2 separate regions of the Homo sapiens genome follow, and region 1 is linked to region 2. The links are chromatin loops, found by intact Hi-C in ENCODE. Cell type or tissue: prostate gland. All regions are shown on one strand. Each heading gives the region's core, and the rest is flanking DNA. Links, peaks and the distances in the headings are about the cores only.

Region 1 (10,214 bases), core at 1,433-9,432, 140 kb after region 2:
AGGTCACAAAGCTAATGAGTAGCTAAGATCAGCTTTAAACCAAGGAAGCTTAGTTCCAAAGTCTGCAGTCTTAACCATCATGCTATGCTGCCTCTGCTTAGACAGAGAAGGTGGCAAGGGAAAACCCAGAGATGAATTTACAGTCATTGATCTGAGACTCAAAAAAATGGCATCCAGCAAAGATAAAATAACACATGTAAAAAATCCTGCTTTAGAGCCTTGAACCCAAGCAAGTTATTAACAAACATTAAAATGTTGGTTTCATTTTACCTTATTTGGGAAAAAGAATTGGTTTGAAAGAGTAGAAAGTATTTACTTTCTAAAAAATCAAATTATAACTTTATAAACAGATAACCATCCACAGAGCTAGGATGTGGCATAGGGGTGAGACAGGGACTTCAACTTTTCCATGGGTCTAGCAAAATCTGGACAGGCTCCTCCTCCACAAGCATTTGCATTGACAATCTGGGTTTTACTTGCACTGTTTCCAACACTCACGCTTTTGACTGGCTGCCTTTGAGACTTCTCTCTCCAGCTCTTCCTCATGCTCCAACTGAGAGATTACATCAGGTGTGGAAATTGGAAGCCCTATTCATAGGGAAAGAAAAAGGAGTCTGGTGAAGACCTCAGTGTTCATTCCCTGGTCTTTAGGAACATGGTAAGAGAGGGAGAGAGTGAGGTCAGTTCTCCATTTCTTCCTCAACAGTGTTCACGAGGTAGGAAGATTGATAGGGGTTTGAGTCCCTTATCAATTTTACCTCCCCCTATTTAAAGAATAAGCATCCATTCTCTTAAGAGTTGTTTTCATTAGCACTTTGTCTCCACATCCTTGGTCAAGGAGTTGAGAAGAAGGATGCTACAAGTCCATAAAATAAAGGTGTTTATGTCTAATTCCAGGAGTGTTAAAACTATATCCAGAAACAAAAGGCAGAAATTGCCTGTCTCAGGCCCTACTAGAATTAAGAATCATTGAATATAAGGACCTTGGAGCTCCTAGGAACTGAGGAGGACAAGGTACCACACTGGGTAAATTCACAGGCATTGGGGGAGCCATCCTTACCCAGCAAGACCAGATTCCTAGGCTTCTCAGGCACATCTCCCTGAGGAGAGTTCAGCTGCCTCCACTGGGTGAGAGCCTCGGCCATATCCCTGATCATCAATTCCTGAAAAACCAAACACATTGGTGCTCACCAATGAGCCTCCTTACAGAGGCCTCTGAAGAGGAATAAAACTGACAGCACAGGAGGAGGAAGACAGAAAGGATAAAAAAAGGACAGACAACATGGCCTTGGCCACCCTTTCCAGTACTAAGATTCTCTGGTGAATATGTAGTCCACAGACTCACTCTCTGCCTCCAGGCAGCAGAAATGCATATTACCTGCAAGTAGGAAGGAAAGCACCTTCAATGTAAAACTTGAACGTATGAACTTTTTAGTTTATGTATCAATAAATTACAGAACTACAGAATTTGCTACTACTTATACAGGAAAAAGGAGAGAAAAATGTAATTATGAATTAAGTATTTTCCTTATGGTATAGTTTTTAAAACATATGGGGTTCAAGAAATTGAAGTATTTTTTCTCTAGTTTTCCTAAGAATGAAATCAGTCCCATATATATTAAAAATTAAGATGTTTCCTACACGTCACAGAATATAGACTTATTTGTAAAACAGTATCTGAAGCCCAAATGATTATGAAAGTTCCCAGAGTGTTCTTGTCATTTTTCACAACGACCCTGATCAATCTGCCCGCGTCCCCCAGTTGGTGGCATTCTTTCATCTGCTTGAAGTGTGTGTCCTATTCCCGTTAGCCCCTTTACACATCCTGCTTCCTATTCCTGAATATTCTGCCCTCTGCCCCATCCTTTCAGCAATGTGAATCCTTCTCTCCCTTCAGATCTCAGCTCAGGTGTTACTTCAAGGGAAGCCTTCCCTGACTCTCTAGTTAGAACACATGTTCCTTCCATTCCCTTGGGTTGCACACATAGAGGGGATCTTGTGGCTAACATAAGCTCCACAGGAGCAGAGGCCAGGTCTATTTTTGCTCACTGAAGCAGCCTAGTACTTGGCACAGAGCAGAAACTCTGTAAATATTTGTTGAATATTTGAATGAAAGAAAGGAAGGAAGGAACAAGAATTAATAGAAACAAGTTTAAATGGGGTGTTCTATAAACGTGTGCATGGGAACAGAAGTGGGGAGGAGAACAGAAGCCTATTAAACATTGAAAACACTGCAGGAGTATTTAGCCTAACCTTCATCTAGATGACAGACACAAAGTTTAGTTTGTTTACTAAAATACTGAAATAAGGGAGTAGGGCAGGTAATGCTCTTTTGAATCTGTTAGTGCTGATAAGACAAATGTCTAATAATTTTTCAAATTCTATTTTTAAAATTTCTATGCAACTACAATTTAACTTAGAGTAAAATAAACCATCCCTTGGGTTAGCAAATGAATCAGTTTTACCGCTCTTTAAACTACCACTTGGGCCAGAGCCCCTTGAATATATATACACACACATATATATACACATATATATATACATATATACACATATATATACATATATACACATATATACATATATACACATATACATATATACACATATATACATATATACACATATATACATATATACATGTATACACATATATACACACATATATACACACATATACACACATATATATACATATATACATATATATATGAATCGAACGGTTAATTTTGTTTATATTCAGCTTTCTAATGCATATTTCAGTCTTTCAAAAATGACTGGTAAAACAAAGCACATAATGACATAAAGTTAAAAGAACTACCTACTCTGAAAATCCTCTGCCCAAAATACACTCTTTAACACTTCAAGTAAGAAATCCCACACTTTTAAGTTTATGGCCCCTTAAGGTCATATGCCTCAGGAATGATCAGCACAAGTAATATAACATGCACCATCTTCGTTCTGTACAAACAATGCTAACACTAACAGACTAACAGGCAGTTGCTTTCAGACTTCAGTTCCCTAAGAAAACCTCAGTAATCAACTCACAGGCAGGCCAATCAGACACTGTCAGCAGGTGCTACTTTCTCTCCCCTCATCTTTCTGAAAGCGATCTACCAATTCACAGATCAAAATCAATACTGGCATTTTCTCCCATGGTTTTATAAGGATCATCAGTACCTGTATGCTGTTAGGCCTGGTGTGACGGAAATAAAGAGTCCCAGCACCTGAACCAAGGGGTCTGCCAATCTCCCACTGTCTTGGCCAGATCTTACAGAAGCATCTTTACTAATCCTCTCTCTCCAATCAGCTATGGCATGTTTCATCTTGCTGGGCCTCTAAAAACCTTCATGAGGCCTTCATTTGCCTCTGGAATAAGACCGAGTGTAGACTGTCCTGGGGTCTGGGTACAACACAGCCGAGCTTCCCTCACCACAGTCTAGGTCAACCCACAGTGACTCACACATCCACACATCCTCGGAAGACCTCCAACTCCCTCATCATTTGAAGACTTTTTTTTTATTTTTTGGCCAAAGCTATTCTGTCTTGTAATATTCCCTTATTCTACCCTCCAACTACCCACTCTCTCTTGTTTTTCAAAGTACAGATTTATCCCACACTTCTCCCAAACAGATGATAAAAAAAAACTCTTTCAGAGACTTTCATGACTTGTCTGGACCAATGATTTCTATGTTTAAAAAATACCTATTTCTTCGTGTTTAACTATTTTATTTATGTATTTCTCACTGCCTTAGTAAACTCCACGATGCAGGAGCAAGTGGCTTTTACTTCTTTGCATCTCACCAAGGCCAATTACAGTACTCAATGTGTGTGCAGCAAACACTCAGTGGGCAGAGAGAAAGCAACGCTGGGAAGAAAGTTCTGCACAACTGAAGAACACTTCCTTTGGGGTCATCAGTCATCAGTTTATCAGGATGAACCCAGTGGTCTAAGCATCAGGGCTGAGCAATTCCATAAGCACTGGAAGGAAAGACATCCTTGCTCTGAGAACAGAAGGAAAAGAAAGAAGAAATCTAAACTTACTTGGGACCCAGGGGTCAGCAGCACAGCAGTCACGTCATTTTCTTTTGGGTTTCCAGCATGGAGAAGGTCTGAGTCCTCAAAAAGTGATCCTAAAAGTGGAGACAGGAGCCATGATGATTACTCTGTCCTTGCAATAAACTAGCAGGAAGTGCCACACACCAGCTAGTTGTCATCTAAGAAGAGTCAACACTGGGAACCAAACGAAAATCGCATAATATCTTTTAATCAAGACACCTTGACCATTGCTGTCTCAGGCTCCTCCTATTCTCTGTCCTTAAACTCCAGTAGAACTCCTATGAGCATCTGGACATATAAATTAAACATATTTTTATATTGCATGTGCTAAGTAGTCAAAATAATACTCAAAGTCTTTGTATGTCCACGCCTCAGTGATTCATCTGTGTTGTATTCCAGGCTCACAGGATAAACGAAGACTAAATTCTTTTTGAACACTGACTTTTCAGATATTAATACAACACCGCCTGACTCAGAAAAGTGATGCGTCTTATGGAAAAACCACCACCACCACCAAAAACAAAACAGGATTGTAAACAAATTCCGTGACTTCTCAAATCCCTGCTTTCCCTACCTTCCAAAAGGGTCGGATAGTTCCTTCCTACTGCCTTATGGGGCTCCTCTGAGATCAAAAAAGAAGTCATTATCAAAAGCCAAATTGTCAGATGTGTTGATATTTTCCCTTGAGCAAGGGAGGCATCCAGCGCCCTACAGACCAGGAGGGCAATGGAAGTGGCGGGCTATCCCTCAAAACCCCAAGTGAGACCGGCTAGTAGGAAGGGGCTCGTGACGCTACTCCTTCCTGAGCCTGCGCCAGCCAGAGGTAGCCTTTCTCCCTTTCTCCCTCTGCAGCGGGCACCAAGGCCGCATCACTCCCAAATCCTCACCTCTGCCCTCAGGTTCCATGGAGACTCCTTCCTCCGGCCCGCGCTGGAGGCAACCGCGACAGGGGAAGGAGCCGGAGGTCCGCCGCTCGGGTCCCCCAAGAGGCCGGGAACGCACGCGTGGGCAGCCTGGCGCCCCCACCCGGGGGTCCTCCCGCCACCCTCCTCCCGGACACTCAGATTAAAAGGGGATGCGTTCAGCCCTCCTCTACCCTGGGTTCGACCTCCAGCCACACACTGAGGAAGCCGAGCCCGACGACAAAGGCATCTAACAGCCGGCGGGGACGCCTAGCGCCGGCCAACCATGAGGCCGAACTACCACTCCCAGAATCCTCCGCGGGGCGCGGCTGACGGCCCTCACTCCCAACACCGCTTCCCAGAGGACCCTGCGGCCACCTGCTCCCGGGGCTGCGTTTCTTGCCGCGGCACGCTCCTGACCGACCTGGAGGAGCGCTGACCAGCTGGCTGAACCCTGCCAGCGACTCTGGAAGGGCCGCTCCTCCCTCGGTGCCGACTCTGGGCGGTGGCCGCGCCAAACCCCGCCCGGCGTGGGACTTTTCGCATCTCCGCTACTGTGAGGGCGGAAGGCGGCGCCCTTGACCTACGCAGGATCCTTCCCGGGCTGCGGTGCTCCATCGGAGGGGAGGCGCCCGGCGGTGTCCTCGCTGCTGCGCCTCCATGCATCGGCCCTTCGTGGCCAACACAGAGGTGATCTCAGTTTACTTTAACCAGGGATGTTTGTACCATATTGCACCTCGGAATAAAGAAAAATGGAATTTCAATCCCGAAATCACTTCAACCCCAAAAACGGCCACGTCTCCAAGAAGAACCAGTAAACTAGTCTTGCTGCCCCAAGGAGGCTGGAGCCTGGAGGTCTTGCTGAAATCCCTAACCTTGTTTTTACTCTAACTCGTTACTTTGAATTTTATCCTGCTTGTCTCTTTAATCACCTAGCCTTGCTTCTCATGTAAATAAGACTCTCTCTAGCTGGGAAAGCCGGACAAACTCCAGTTGACCCCTTAATTTACAAGACACTAAGGGCTCCTTACCCAACCCCCTTCCGCAAGGAGTTGACCTGTGTAAGCAGATCCTCAGCATTTCAAAGGAGCCCAATTAATTGATAAGGTATTAGCACCAACAATGTATGAAGTTCCCAGGATTTTTCTCAAAGAGAAAACATAAAGCCTTGAGTTCGTGTCCGGCATACCCCGTATATCTAATTATAATGAAAGATTTAAAGCCTTGCACCTGGTACCGTTGCTCTTCTTGTAACCGTTTGTCTTTTAAATTGTTTATCACTTTGTAACCATTTGTTTTTTGATTTTGGCATGTTTTTACTTCTGTAGAATTATTGCATTTGAGTTCCCCTCCCCTTCCTAAACCTAGATATAAAAGTTAATCAACTCCCTTCCTCGGGGCCGAAAGAATTTTGAGCTTTAGCCGTCTCTTTGGCCGCCGGCTTAATAAAGGACTCTTAATTCGTGTCAAAGTATGGCGTTTTTCTCCAACTCGCCTGGGTACAACATTGCAGACTCCCCAGGAGCTCTAGGGGTGGGCGGGTCTTCAGGCTAGTGCGTGTTTTCACTTACCTTCCCACAATAAAGTGTCAGGTTTCTGTCCAGTTCAGATTCCCAAGAGAAAATTTAATTAGCTATGTCCTTGTGGATACAAGCCACAATGTCCAATTGACCTTTCTCCAGCAGAATCTCCAATTTTTAGATAGGCTCAAGGCTTCCCAAGGCTTCTCATTATTCCTGCCCTTTGCCCTCCCCAGCACCCACAGCCCCTTGCTGACTGGAACGTAGGAAATCATCATGGGCTGTGTGAACTAGGTTAAGACCCTAGGGATGGTAAACCAACAAGATAGAAGGAACGGAGCCCCGGGTAATTTGTTGGAACAGAGCTTGGGCTTTAGCATGAGAGAGATGCAAACTTCTATTTTGTATAAGCCAGTATTATTTTGGGTTTCTTCTGCACAGATAACCACACTTAACCTCTAACTGGTCCGTAGATTGGCTGCATTTGGTCCAGGCAGCTAGGGCTGGTGGGGATAAAGGACTTGTGGTAGAGACACAACCCTGCCACCTCAAATGACAGCCAAAGGGAGTCTCCCCACTCTTCCTTCCGCAGGAGATATGGGATGGGCAGTTTCCTTCAGAAGATGCTTCATATGAAAGACACTACTCGCTGATGTTGCTACGGAAACCCCAGGGATAAGGTCTAGGCCCTGCAGCTTGCTGCACAAAAAAAGCCAATCACTGAGAGGAGTATTGCCAAGGAAGAAGGCTTTAATCAAATGCTACAACCAAGGAGATGGGAGACCAGCTGTAAATCCATCTCCCTGACCTACTAAAACCAGGGGTCTATATAGCAGGGAAGAAATGTAACTGTGTGGGGGAAAACAGGAACTAGGGAGGAATAAGGAAGCAATCATGATGAATGAGGGGTCTGGTGTATCCTTGTCTGGGTGCCATCATCTGGTGTTTCAGTTCTTTGATACTTGTTTTTTTTTTTTTCATCAAATGCTCCCTCAGAATCATCTTTTCATACTTTTTTGAGAGGCTTGAGGGTCTTTCCTGAGGAAGGAACTATGATAAAACAAGTATAAGCTTCAAGCTTTAAGACCAGAGAGTCTGCCGGGCGCGGTAGATCATGCCTATTATCATACCCAGCACTTTGGGAGGCCGAGGTGGGTGGATCACTTGAGGTCAGGAGTTTGAGACCAGCCTGGCCAACATGATGAAACCTCGTCTCTACTAAAAACAGAAAAATTAGCCGGGCGTGGTGGTGCACGCCTGTAATCCCAGCTACTCAGGAGGCTGAGACAGGAGAATCGCTTGAACCCATGAGGGGAGGTTGCAGTGAGCAGAGATCGTGCCAGTGCACTCCAACCTGGGCAACAGAGCAAGACTCTGTCTCAAAAAAAACAAAAAACAAACAACAACAACAAAAAAAAAAACCACCAAAGAGTCACTTTCTATGTTTATCCAAAATAAAGTCTATGGGACTATTGACTGGTTTCAACGTGTCTAGAGTACCCCTTTCTTCTTGTTGCTAACCATCCCCATCACAGATATCCCTTCTTTGTTACCATATCAATTGTCAGTCCTCATCTCACTTTATTAACAGCAGGTGATAACACTTGGCTACTCCCTGCTCCTGGAAATACTCCCTGGTTTTCTTCCTCCTTGACTGGTCACTCTTTCTCAATCTCATTAGGTATTTCCTCTTCTACTCACCTCTAAGCCAGTGTTTTCCAAACAACAGTCATGCATCACTTAACAACCAGGATACTCTCGGAGAAATGCATTCTTAGGTGATTTTGTTCTTGTGTGAACGTCATAGAATGTATTTATGAAAACCTAGACTGTACCACCTACTGCACACCCAGGCTATATGGTATAGCCTGTTGCTCCAAAGCTATAAACATGTACAGCAGGTTATGTGGTGAATACTGCAGGTCATTGTAACACAATGGTATTTGTGTATCTAAACATAATATAGAAAGGATAAAACAAAATATAAAAGATATGGTACCCCTGTATAGGGCACTTACCATGATTGGAGCTTTCAAGACTAGAAGTTACTCTGTTACCAAAACACTTTCATCTCCTAAGATAGCAATGCCTGCTTCCAGGATACCTCCCGAAGGATCTCTCTGAAGCTGTTTTACAGTTAACTTTTTTCTTGTAAGTCTAGGTCCTGCCACTCACAGCACAGGAAGCCGATGACTGAGACCATAATCTCACTGCACAGGAAGCCAATGACTGAGACGATTATTGGGTGCTGCAGCTGTGAAGATGGGAGATCAGTATCAAATCCATCTCCCCGACCCACTAAAGTGAGGAGTTTATATAGCAGGGAAGAAATGTAACAATGTGTGGGAAAATAGGAATTCAGGAGGGGTAGGTTAGCAATCATGATGCATGAGAGGCCTGGTGTCTCACTGTCTGGATGTGGTGATCTGGTGAGTTTCCGTTCTTTGATACTTTTTTATTTTATTTTATTTTTTTCAGAACGAAGTTTTACTCTTGTTGCCCAGGCTAGAGTGCAGTGGCGTGATCTTGGCTCACTGCAATCTCTGCCTCCCAGGTTCTAGCAATTCTCCTGCCTCAGCCTCCTGAGTAGCTGGGATTATAGGTGCCCGCCACCACACCCAGCTACTTTTTTGTATTTTTAGTAGAGACGGGGTTTCATCATGTTGGCCAGGCTGGTCTCAAACTCTTGACCTCAGGTGATCCACCCACCTCGGCCTCCCAAAGTGCAGGGATTACAGGCATGAGCCACCGTGCCCAGCCCGTTCTTTGATACTTTTGAGAGGCCTGGGGTTCTTTCCTGAGGAAGGAACTCAGATAAATTTAAGTTTCAAGCTTTAAGAGTAGAAAGGAAGGCTGGGCGTGGTGGCTCACGCCTGTAATCCCAGCACATTGGGAGGCTGAGGCGGGCGGATCACAAGGTCAGGAGATCAAGACCATCCTGGCCAACATGGTGAAACCCCGTCTCTACTAAAAAAAAAAAAAAAAATTAGTCGGGCGTGGTGAGGGGTGCCTGTAGTCCCAGCTACTCAGGAGGCTGAGGCAGGAGAATGGCATGAACCCGGGAGGCAGAGCTTGCAGTGAGCCGAGATCGCACCACTGCACTCCAGCCTGGGTGACAGAGCGAGACCGCATCTCAAAAAACAAAACAAAACAACAACAACAAAAGACTAGAAGGGACACATTCTATGTTTATCGAAAAAACTTGTCTGTGGGACTATTGGGTCGGTTTCAGCTCTGGGTGTGTCAGTGAACGGTGAGTGAATGTGAAGGCCTATGACATTACTATACACTACTATAGATTTTATAACTATTGCACACTTAGGCTACATTAAATTTATAAAAAGAATCGTCCTTCAACAAGTTACCTTTTCTGGCCAGGCGCGGTGGCGGGCAGACAACCTGTCAGGAGTTCATGACCAGCCTGGCCAACAGGGCGAAACCCCGTCTCTACTAAAAATACAAAAATTAGCCACGTGTGGTGGTGCTCACCTATAATCCCAGTTACTGGGGAGGCTGTGAACAGGAGAATCTCTTGAACCCAGGAGGTGGAGGTTGCAGTGAGCTGAGATCACGCCACTGCGCTCCAGCCTGAGCGATGGAGCAAGCCTCCGTCTGAAAAAAAAAAAAGAAGAAGAAAAGAAAACTAAGAACTAAGACACAAACACATTAGCCTAGGCCTATGCAAGGTCAGGGTCATCAATATCACTGTCTTCCATCTTCACATCTTGTCCCA
Region 2 (10,214 bases), core at 863-8,862:
ATGCCCCACTGCAAACCAACAGCTCTCCCCGGGAAATGCATCTGGAACTGGCGACTTCCCCCAACCCCAATGCTGTCTCCCTCCTAAATGGCTGCAAATGCCTCTCATAGGATCTGCTTCCCCTGGTGCCTCGCACCCCAAGTCTGCTCTCAACACAGCAGCCAGTGGGACCCTGCGGAAATGCAAAGCCACTTCACTCCTCTTGTCAGGACCTTCCGATGGCTCCAGGTTTCTCCTACAGTAAAAGCCAATGTCCTTGCGGAGGTCCACCCCTGGCCAGGGCAGTAGTCTTCAGGCTTGAGTATGTCCCTAGCACCTGGAGCTGGGGAAGAGAGAAGCCGCTGGGCCCAAGCCCAGACTTTCTGAGCCCGCAGGTTTGGGGCAGGGGCCTGAAGATGCATTTCTACCAAGCTCCTGGGCTGCTGCTGCTGCTGACCCAGAGCCCCTGTCCTCGAAGGCCTTGCGCCCAACTCCCAACTCTGGCTTCAGAGTTTGCTCACCCCTGATGACACTGAACACTGCTCAGGAGAAGTGGCTGCAGTGACTCCCCCATGAAGTCACCCAGAGAAAGGCACTGATGGGGGACCCAGGACAGAGAGTCCCCCAAGAAACTCCTAAAAATCCCAGTGCCTGGGTTTCACCCAGAGATTTAGAGTTCGATGCCCCAGGGTGGGCACAGCGGGTATTTTTTAAAGTTCCCAGGTGATTACAATGATAATGTACAGCTGGGTAAAGAGCCCACTGGCCCCCCACCTCCACTGCCACCACTCCTCACTCACTCGGCTCCACCCACTTACCCTGATGACACCGAGCACACCCCACCTCCAGCCTCTGTGCTCTCTGCAGCAGCCCCCACCCCTGCTGCTCCGGGCCCCCTGCTCGGTGCCCATCCAGGCAGTAGCTCTCACAGGACCTGGCCTCAGGTTCGCCAGCAGGAGGTGGAGCAGAGGGGACAGGAGAAGGCTCCAGTTCTCCCTCTTGGTCAGCAGGTTCCCTCATGAATTTAACAAATCCTCCCCGAGCTGCTGCCTGGTGCCAGGCACTGTTCTAGGCACAGGGTGCTAACGTGACCAAGACAAAGTCCCTGCCCTCATGTGACCCGCAGCTGGGGGAGACAAACCACAAACTAATGATAAAGAAACTGAGATACCCAGTATCTTAAGGGAGTGACAAGGCTGTGGAGAAAAATCAAGTGTGTAAGGGAGTCTCTGCTCCTACAAGGAATGTGCTAGGAGCCAGGAGACACAGAGGGACAAGGAGGACCTTTATGTCACCAGCACATCAGGAATGCTGCCTGCCGGGGCCCACCAACACCCTCCACCAGCAAGGCTCCAGGGAGAGCCACAGGGGCGAGCCTTTGAACACTTTGGGAACGCAGATCCCCTTGAGAACCGTATTTCAGCACTCCAGGAAGAAGCACCAAACACATAATCTTGCCCATAATTTCAGGAGCTTTATGGACCTTCTGGACTGGGACCCCACTGTGTTAAACATGGAGTGTCAGGCACCATAGCCCTTCAGATGCAGACCCCACCCCCAGCCCAGCCCTACAGGGTCCAGGTCCCAAAGCCAACATGAGATCCCCTTGATGGCCCTCGGGGCCGTCCCAGCAGCTCCAAGCTCTCGCACACTTGCCGAAGCAAGGCTCGTGGATGGCAGGCAGCTTCTTCATCTCTGATATCCCGTAGGTCACCAGGGAAGGAGGAATCCTAATTAAGCAGACAGGATGAGGACTGCTTTTCTGCCACCCAGGGTCTGTCACACTGAGGCTAGCCTGGCCTCTGGCCAGGCCCATGCCCTGCTGCCCACTGATTTGCCCTGGTGGTCAGGACAGCCATGCCACCACCCCGGGCTCAGCCCCCTTGTCCATGGATCAAGGGGCGAGCTTCCTGCTCCATTACTGCTCAGGAAAAGTGACTGAGGTGACTCTTCCATGAAGTCATCAAGGGAAAGGGACTGATGGGGGACCCAGGGCAGAGAGGAAGGCTTTTTGACTGCTGCATGTATTTCTAGAAGGCTGCATCCCCAGAACCCAGATCCATTAGTTCCTAACAATCCCCAGGGCACCATAACTCTGGTCTATTACAGATGAGAACCACGGAGGCTCAGAGAGGACAAGAGACCCCTCTGACTGCACACACGCAGACTTGGAGCAGAGCTGGGGCAACAGTCCCCTTCCGGCCCCCAGTGGCACTGAGGATAGCTCACATCCAGGCTGGTGGGACAGCCTGGGCTCCTCACAGCTCATCTGACAGTTCCTTAGACACTGCCTGGCCAATGGGAGCTTCCAGGCCCTCGGCTGGCTGACACCATTCCCCACCAACAGAACATCTGGAACTCACGACGCCCTCCCTCTGACGGGGGGCGGGGGGGGGTGTCTGAGTGAGAGAATGGCTGCAACCATGAATCAGTGCTGTTATTGTGAGTACCACTCACATACGCATTGCTAATATCCCTGATAAGCACGGCTCACAAAGCCTGCACATTTATTATCCATGCAAGCCCCACTGACTGGTTCAAGCCTGCCACAGCCCTAGGGAGCAGGAATTCTTATCAGCCCCACTTTACAGATGGTGAACTGAGGCTTCGACTGTTTAAGGGATTTTTACAGCCAGTTTATGAAGGTGACAGGATCTCAGCACAGGCCTGGCTGACTCTGAGGCTCTGAGCTCCCCCAACTGGATCAAGACCCCAGAACTCCAGGGGTATGAGTGGGCACATACCCACAGAAAACGGAGCCTCATGGGAGCCTGAATGGGGTTTTTGGCAGGTGGAATAAACCATCTGTCATCTTGTGCATACTGTCCACCTTGCAAAGAAACCTCCTCAGAAATCACAAAGGCAAACCTCACACTGCCCCCGACTGTGGGTGAACCCGCTGTTAGGAAGGTCTGAGGTACTAAGTGAAGTGAGGCTGGCTGTTGCTCCTGGCCACTGGAGGCCCCGAGGATCAGGGAAGAGCAATGGAGAGATCACAGCTTCCCTGTGCACCAGCCACCCCCCACGCCCACCCCAGGCTCCAGATGGGGAAAGAAAATGGGGCAAGGGGACAGGGGATGGCAATCCCTGCAGGAGGCACGGTCCTCTGAGGCACAGCAGCACAGGACGCTCACCCCTCCACACTCTGCCCCAATCCCAGCACCTGTATGTCCCACGAAGTTCCCTGTCACAGATTCCTCCTGCCAGGGCCAGCATCCGGCCGAGCGAAGGCCCAGCCTGGGCCACTTTCTCCCCCATCTCCAATCCAAAGCTCCTGGTGGCACCCCTCTGAACCACTTGGAGCAAGCCCGTTCTCTCTGGGCCTCATACACTCACCAAGAGAGAAGGTGTGGCAGAGCCCAGTGGCTTCTGAGGGGCATGTGGCTGTGGACTTTGGGAAAAGGGCCAGCCCTGGACATCGAAGGTAGAATGGAGGGAAGCCTTGCTTCCTGCCCCTTCCCGCACTCAGCAGCCCTTCGCAGGAACTTGGGGCACTTCCCCATGCCCGAGGGGCTGCTGGGCAGCTCCCAGGCAGGGGCAAGCTCGCTCTCTCTCATTCTCAGGCCTCTGGGTCTCAGTACTGAGAGTTGGAGCCCGGCAAGGTCAGCAGAGTGCTGGGGCAGGCAGGATGCCCATGTCCTCGGAGAGGGCAACAGGGACGAGAACAGGACGAGCTAGCCCCTTCCCCACGGCCAGAGGTGCAGGGCCTCTTTGAACAGGGGAAAAGCTACATCCCTGGCTTCAGGGTCCCCTTCAGAACCAGGTGTACCATGGAAGGGCCCCAGGGGGCCGTCAGTGTCTGATCCAAGTGTGGGTCTGTCTCCTCAGTTAATATTTTATTGAGACAGAAATGTGGCGCCTGCGGGTTTGGTTACTGATCCCATGGGCTTGAACCTTGCTTGGGGAGGGGTAACTGGATACCAGGTGCGGGGCGAAAGGGGAGGCCCCATCACAGGGCAGAGGCCTCAAATCTCTCCCCACCGCCGGCTGCCAGGTGCCCTGGGCTGAGGGTCCTTCCTGTCATCTGCACCCTGCGCCACCTCCCGCTACAGGGCGACCCAAGCCGGTGTGCTCACCAGGGGCGCCCGGACTGCAGGCCTAGGATGGCAGGAGCTGTCCGCTCAAGGTGTCACCAGGCGCCTCACTCACACCCAGCCCAAGCGCTGCGGCTTCGTCCCCTCTGGGGCTTCCTGGGACTACGTCTCCTTAGTCCCAGGCCCAACCCTCCGGAGCCGGGAGGGGGCGGCGGCCCAGGCCGCTCCTCGCCAGACCAGTGCACCCCGGCGTGCGGGTACTGGTCCCTCCCTCCAGACCACTGGTCTGCGGCGGAGGCGGCGAAGGGGCAAGTGGCCACGCGTTACCTTCCATGGATATGGGCTCCAGGATGCCGAACTGCTTGAGGACGGCGATGAACAGCAGCACCACCACGGCCATGGCGCACAGCTCCATGCCCTGGATGCCCATGGCAAGCCGGGCTGCCTGGGGCCCTGGGGCCCGGGCGCACCCCTCGCCCACGCGCTGCCTCGGAGGCACCGGGGCCCCTGCAGCCCGCACGGCCTCTCGGGGGCGGCGACGGCTCACATGCCCCCGGCAGGCGGGGCTGCTGGGTTGGCTGGGCCGGGGCCCCGTGGAGGGCGGCGGCGGCGGCGAGCGGGTCAGGCCGGAGGCTGGACGCGGGGACCGGACGCGGCGGCCGAGCCCGAGCGCAACTTTCCGAGTCAGCCGGCAAACTTCGAGGCGCGGCGGCGGCGGCGGCGCGAAACGCAGCGCGGACGGCCAGCGCGGGCCAGCGGCGCCTCCATGCCCGGCGCGGGCGCTGCGCCTCTGTCGCCCCCTCTCCAGCCCCGCGGGCGCCGGGGCGCGGGGGCGCGGCGGCGGCGGCGCGGCGGCGGGGGTCCCGGGCGCTCCCGGCCGCCCCAGCCTCCATCGCCGCTCCCCGCGCGCTCATTGGCCTAGGCGCGGCGGCCACTCCGGGAGGCGTCCCTGCGGCCCCCCCGCGCCTGCCCGGGAAGGGCGGAGGGAGCCGGCCCCGCCCCGCCCGGCACGGGCCAGCCCAGGACGGAGTCTGGCGCGTCGCCACCGCTGCTCCGCCAGCCCCTGGAGGCCGCGCGGTCGGCGGTTTCTCCCACGCGCAGGATGGGGGCCGAGGGGCTGGGGAGGGGCCGGGAGCCCGAGAGGAGGGGGCGGCGGCTGCGCTCTCCCGGGGAGGCGCTGATCCCGGCCCGCCCCGCGCCGCTGGCCCGCGCGGAGTCGGCGGCGGGGGATCCGGGAAGCCCTCACTCCCCGGCGCATTTCCCGCAACCCCGGTCCTCCGCCGGAGATTAAACTGGGCCCAGGCTGGCCCCCTTTGAAAATGCAGAAGTTGGTCTCCAAAGTTCTCCCGTTCTGGAAACGCGCGTGCACTCGGGGCTTTAGGGAAAGTGTGGGCTTTGGCCCTGGCGTCTGCGGAACAGAGCTTGGTCGCTGACTTTGCTGCGTGACCTTGGTCGAGTCACGGACTCGCAGCCGCCGCCGCCTGCTCCGCAGAGAGGGGGAGACGCCCGCCTTCGGGCGGCGGGGAAGAGCTAAGCGGATGCGGAGTGCCACGCACGGGCAGGGCAAGGGCATGCTTATTCGTTTGTGGGTGGCTTTCTTCCTGCCGGGTCTGGTAGAGGAGGGAAAGCCGCGAAAAGGAAGGAGAAAATAGGGGAGGACGAGGCGTGGCCGGGCGGAGCCCGGGGTCCTTGGAGCCGCGAGGCCGGAGACCTGAGCCGGGAGCCTGGCCCTCTGCTGCCCTCCAGCGGGCGCGGCGCACTGTGGGCATCCCCGCCGGACGGACTCAGCGCGGCAGCGCGGCTACGGCCCGCACCTCATCCTTCCCGCTGTGTTAGCCAAGGGAGAAATCCAGCTCCGCTCCACGCCTATAAGCGCGAGTCCTGTTTGGACTCACGGCCTGAGCAATTGCAGCTTCCATCTAGGGAGCCTCTGCCACTCACTCGGCCATTCATTCAGCTGATGTTGAGCGTAACACGGTGCTTGGTCCCAGGCACAGAGCTCGCTGCCTGGGTGGGGTGGGAGCCGCGGCGCGTGGCTGCGAGGGCCCCCTGGAGCGCGCCTACGTGTGCCAAGCCTTTGAGCTTACGTGTGATTCTTAAAGGGCTCCCCCCGTGGGCTTTCCTCTTCCTCCATTTTACGGGGGAGGAAACCTAGGCTAGAGGGCTAATTACGTGAGGGGCACAGGGACAGCCAGGCCTGCTGGAGTCCGGAGCGGGGACTTTCCCGTGACACCAGCCTGTTTCTGGTGGGAAATGACCGGGAGAGGGGCTGCGCAGTGCAGCTTCACTGTATCACATGCCTAGTTAAATGTCTGAGCCGTTGGCGTTAGTTTTAAAGAACTGTAAATGCATAGCTTTTAATTCTAGTTAATTGGGATGTGGTGATTCTCCACTGACCAAAGGCAAAAGTCCTAAGCAGAGAGGCTAACAATCCCCAGAGAAAACAGCTCTGTTGGAGCAGAGCTTTTAAGGTTAAAGAGCCTCCTGCAATGTAATTTACACACTTAAGTGCTGAACAAGATCCAGCCTGTGCCCAGGTAGTGCCGGCTCAGCCTCCATTAGTGACCTGTAAAAGTGTAGTGGTACATAACCCCTCTAAGCCTCAGTTTCCTCATCCATAAAATGGGAACAATAATCCAGCCTCTCCGGGGGCTTGAAAGGATGGAATGAGATGCAGGCTGGCACGTGGCAGGGGCTCCAGTGGCCCCTACAATGCACCCTCAGAGCTGCATGTGCCCAGCTTCACAGGGTGGCACGTGTCAGATGAGACAGAGAACTGAGCATGCAAAGGAGGCCATCTTGGGGGTCCTGAGGCTGGCCTCCAACCCTCTTCTCTGCCTCTGTTTCCCTGGATGCTTCTGAGCATCTTCCCAGTTCCCAGTGAGAGCTTCGATGACTGCCTATAAACCCTGAGCTATAAACAAGACATCGATCCTCTGGCTGTGCCGTGTAAAATATTAACAACGCCTAAGTGGATACGAGGCCTGAGAGCAGAGTATCCACGTGGCATTAGCCACCTGGGCTACGGGCCTAATGGATGGGGAGCTGACTCCCAGGCTCACTCACCAGCGTAGGCCCACTGAGGCTGGGCTGAGGGTCTTATCACACTCCCCTTCCCTGGGACTTGGAGAAGGAAGCCAGCAGGCGAGCCCTGAAGCCCCATGTGCCCCCCCCCACCCCGCCACCCATGAAGTGCCTTCCCAGGCGACTGTCTGCCCTGGCGTGCATTTCCTTGGTCCCCAGCACATCCCAAGTGCCTCCATGTGGCAGTATGCTGTGTATGGGTAGCACTCATTGCTTTGAGGAAAGCACAGGCTGGAGGTGAGGGACATGCAAAAAAACCTCTTCAGGGCGGGGAGTTAGGGAAGGACTGCCCCAGAGGTGGGGACAAGTTGAGGGGCAATGTGGAGGGAGCAGTTCACTGGTCCTTGGGGTGATTGGAGAAGGCTGGGCCCTGAGCCCTCTCCTGAAGTCCTCAGGATGACTAGGAGACAGGGGTGTCCTGCATCTTGCTCTAGTTTAGGAAGTTTTCAGAGGAAATTGCTTTGGGGTCGGGGTGGGGGGTCACTCCAAACCTGGACAGGCACCCCACACCTGAGGTCACAACCATGGCTGGAATATTGAAGCTGCCATCCAGTTCTGTCTCCAAGAAGCCAACCCAGATTCTACCAGCCCTGTCTTGACTGCCTTTGCCTATGAACTAGCACACACCTGCCTGGGCCACACTCTTCCTCCCTGCATTTTGGCTCTCTGCCCCGGCATCTTCCATCTTGTTACCACAGCTGTACTGGTGGTTCCCAAGGCCTGGGACTCTGTCAGTTTGACCGACATTCCCTGGATGTCCCATGCTAACTGTTCCTGACCACCTAGCTGCCCAGGGATTTCATGAGGTCTCCTGACTCATAAGGGCGGGTCTGGGCTGGATGCATGCTGTTTGAGGGACCCATTCCGTGAAAACAGCTCAGCACACTGGTCCAGTCCCAACTCTCCGGAGTGGGGCTGGGGGAGGCCTGCCTTATTCTAGTTTAGTTCTAATGCTTTCTACTGGGCAAAGCAGGCATTATTCAATTTATTTATTCTTCCCATATTTCATAGAAACCAGACAAGAATGCCCAGGAATGGAATTTCACACTCTCAAGGCTCCTCAAACTCAGCACCTCCAAAGCTGACCTCTTCATCCTCTCCCAACCTGCCACTTCCCAAGTCTCCCCATCTCAGCTGTTCAGCCAAAACCCTGGCTCTTACCTTGGAATATCTGCCTGTCCCCACCCCGTCCAGCCTGTCACCACACTCTCGCCCTGTGCCTCCTCGTCCATCTCTGCCCCACTGCCACCAGCCCAGCCACAGCATTGTTCTCCCTCCTGGACTCCCAACATGGGTCCCCAGTGCCTCTCCCCACCTCCACTGTGGTTCTCCTCCTACCTCTTCTCGGTTCAGCAACCAGCATGATCATCTCAAGACAAAAATCAGACCGTGCCCTTTCCCAACTGGAAACTACCAGGGGCCTCCTGGTTCAGCAATGGCCATGTTTGCCTGTGTGGCTGGTGACCACACCCCAATTTCCTTTCCCAGCCTCAGTGCAGTGACTTTGGAGGTTGGCTCAATCAGTGTCAATTTCTCTTTTCCACTCCATACCACCCCTCTGCTGCCACAGTGATTGGCTCAGGGATGGCCACCAGACGGGAGCCAGGATAGTGAGAGTCCTCCATGAGACTGGCCCCGGGGAAAAGCAGGCGATTATAGTAGATAAGTGGCCAGGCTGCCACCATGTGGGAACAGCGGGCCTGAGAACGGAGTCACCTCAGGAGAAAACACAGCTAAAAATGAAGACAAAGAGATCAAGTCCAGCTGGCAACGCTGCGTGCCCCATGACACATCTAAACCTGTATCTTTCGGACATATGAACCAATCAATCCGCCAACTGTGGCTTAAGCCAATGTGAGTTGAGTTGCTGTCCCCTGCAGCCAACAGGGTCCTAACTAATGCATTCTGCACTTCTCACGGAACAAAGACCACAGTCCTAAGAAGGCCCCTAATCCAAGCAGCTAAAGCACTTACTATGTACCAGGTGTTTCAACATGACTTATCTCTTCATTCCTCACAGTTCTGATAAGGTAGGAACTGGAAAGGAGGAAGAAGTTGAAGCACAGAGTGGTTAATGCTTTGCTTAAGGGCACACAGCTGATAAACCAGAGTCAGGATTTGAACCCAAGCAGTCCAGCTCCAAAGCCTGTGATTTCAATTCAACCTTGCCCCCCATGGCCGGGCCCCTCCTCTCTCTTTCTCGTGTGGCTGTGGTCACACTCGCAGCTACCAGAATGAGCCCAGCACTCTCTCATCTCAGGGTCTTCGCACATGCTCTTCCGTGAACTGTGAACACTTTTCCACCTCCCTGTCTTTGTCCAGTTTATGCCTCATCATCCTTGGGGTCTGCACTCTAATGTCACTTCCGCAGAGTCACCTTCCTAGATCTCCTCCATCATCAGTCTCCACCCCGCCCCCGTCCTTTTCCCTCCTTGCAGTTACTGCAATGGGAACATAGATATTTGCTTACGTGTTTACTTGTTTCTGCTCTCCCACTAGACTGCAAGCTTCCCAAAGGGACAGCTATTGCCTGCCTTGTATAAATATTTATTATAATTGATAGGGTTCACATGACACCTTTTCCCAATTGTTTCAGCACAGGATGCCCTGGTGTCACTAGCAAGAGCACAGGCCTGGGAGTCCAGGAGAACCAGGGCTGAGTTCCTGGTCCCAACCCTAGCCTGTTCATGGACTTGGCCACAGCACATTGCCTCTTTGAGCCTTCCTTTCCTCCTTGTAAAATGGAGTCACTTGGTGATATTTACCTGCCTGTTGCACAGTGGGCTATGGATATGAAAGCATCTCAAGACACGCAAGAGGGACTTTGTTTCTGGAGAGCCTGTTTCCTCACAGCCAAGACAACCTACGAAATGACACCAAGGGAGCCCAGCTATCTTGACCTTAGAGTATTGACCAAGCCCTCTGTATTAGTCCATTCTCACATTGCTATAAAGAAATCCCTGAGACTGGGTAATTTATAAAGAAAAGAGGTATATTCATCTCATGGTTCCACAGGCTGACCAGGCAGCGTGGTGCTGGTATCCTCAATCATGGTGGAAGGTGAAGGGGGAGCAGGCACATCTCACGTGGCAGGAGCAGGAGCAAGAAAGAGAGTGA

The links. A loop is a pair of places that touch in the nucleus more often than their neighbours do. Peaks named below come from ENCODE experiments on the same cell type or tissue, not always from the same donor. Only the 100,000 strongest peaks of a DNase experiment are listed, where the experiment ranks them.
Region 1: a loop joins it to region 2, with 2.1 times the contacts of the local background. A loop is called at or near these places in 6 of 110 quality-filtered maps.

The regions. Positions count from the first base shown.
Region 1 is chr2:95,202,567-95,212,780 of GRCh38, reverse strand. It overlaps ZNF892 (zinc finger protein 892), which reads right to left and starts at 5,260. Exons shown (of 5, transcript NM_001395961.1): 1 at 4,947-5,260; 2 at 4,045-4,133; 3 at 1,061-1,163; 4 at 499-588. The coding sequence starts at 4,965. RefSeq lists a silencer at 4,931-5,160 and enhancers at 5,201-5,450, 5,611-5,740. In prostate gland, for the core only: a CTCF peak has its summit at 5,474; a DNase peak (open chromatin) is centred at 5,380; H3K4me3 peaks cover 1,458 bases; H3K27ac peaks cover 1,011 bases.
Region 2 is chr2:95,341,249-95,351,462 of GRCh38, reverse strand. The region is part of intron 2 of KCNIP3 (potassium voltage-gated channel interacting protein 3); the gene reads right to left. Among named protein-coding and RNA genes, the nearest start is that of KCNIP3, 49 kb to the right of the region's middle. RefSeq lists a silencer at 8,242-8,478. In prostate gland, for the core only: CTCF peaks have their summits at 4,535 (motif pointing right) and 5,763 (motif pointing left); DNase peaks (open chromatin) are centred at 5,002 and 5,752; H3K4me3 peaks cover 2,064 bases; H3K27ac peaks cover 1,054 bases.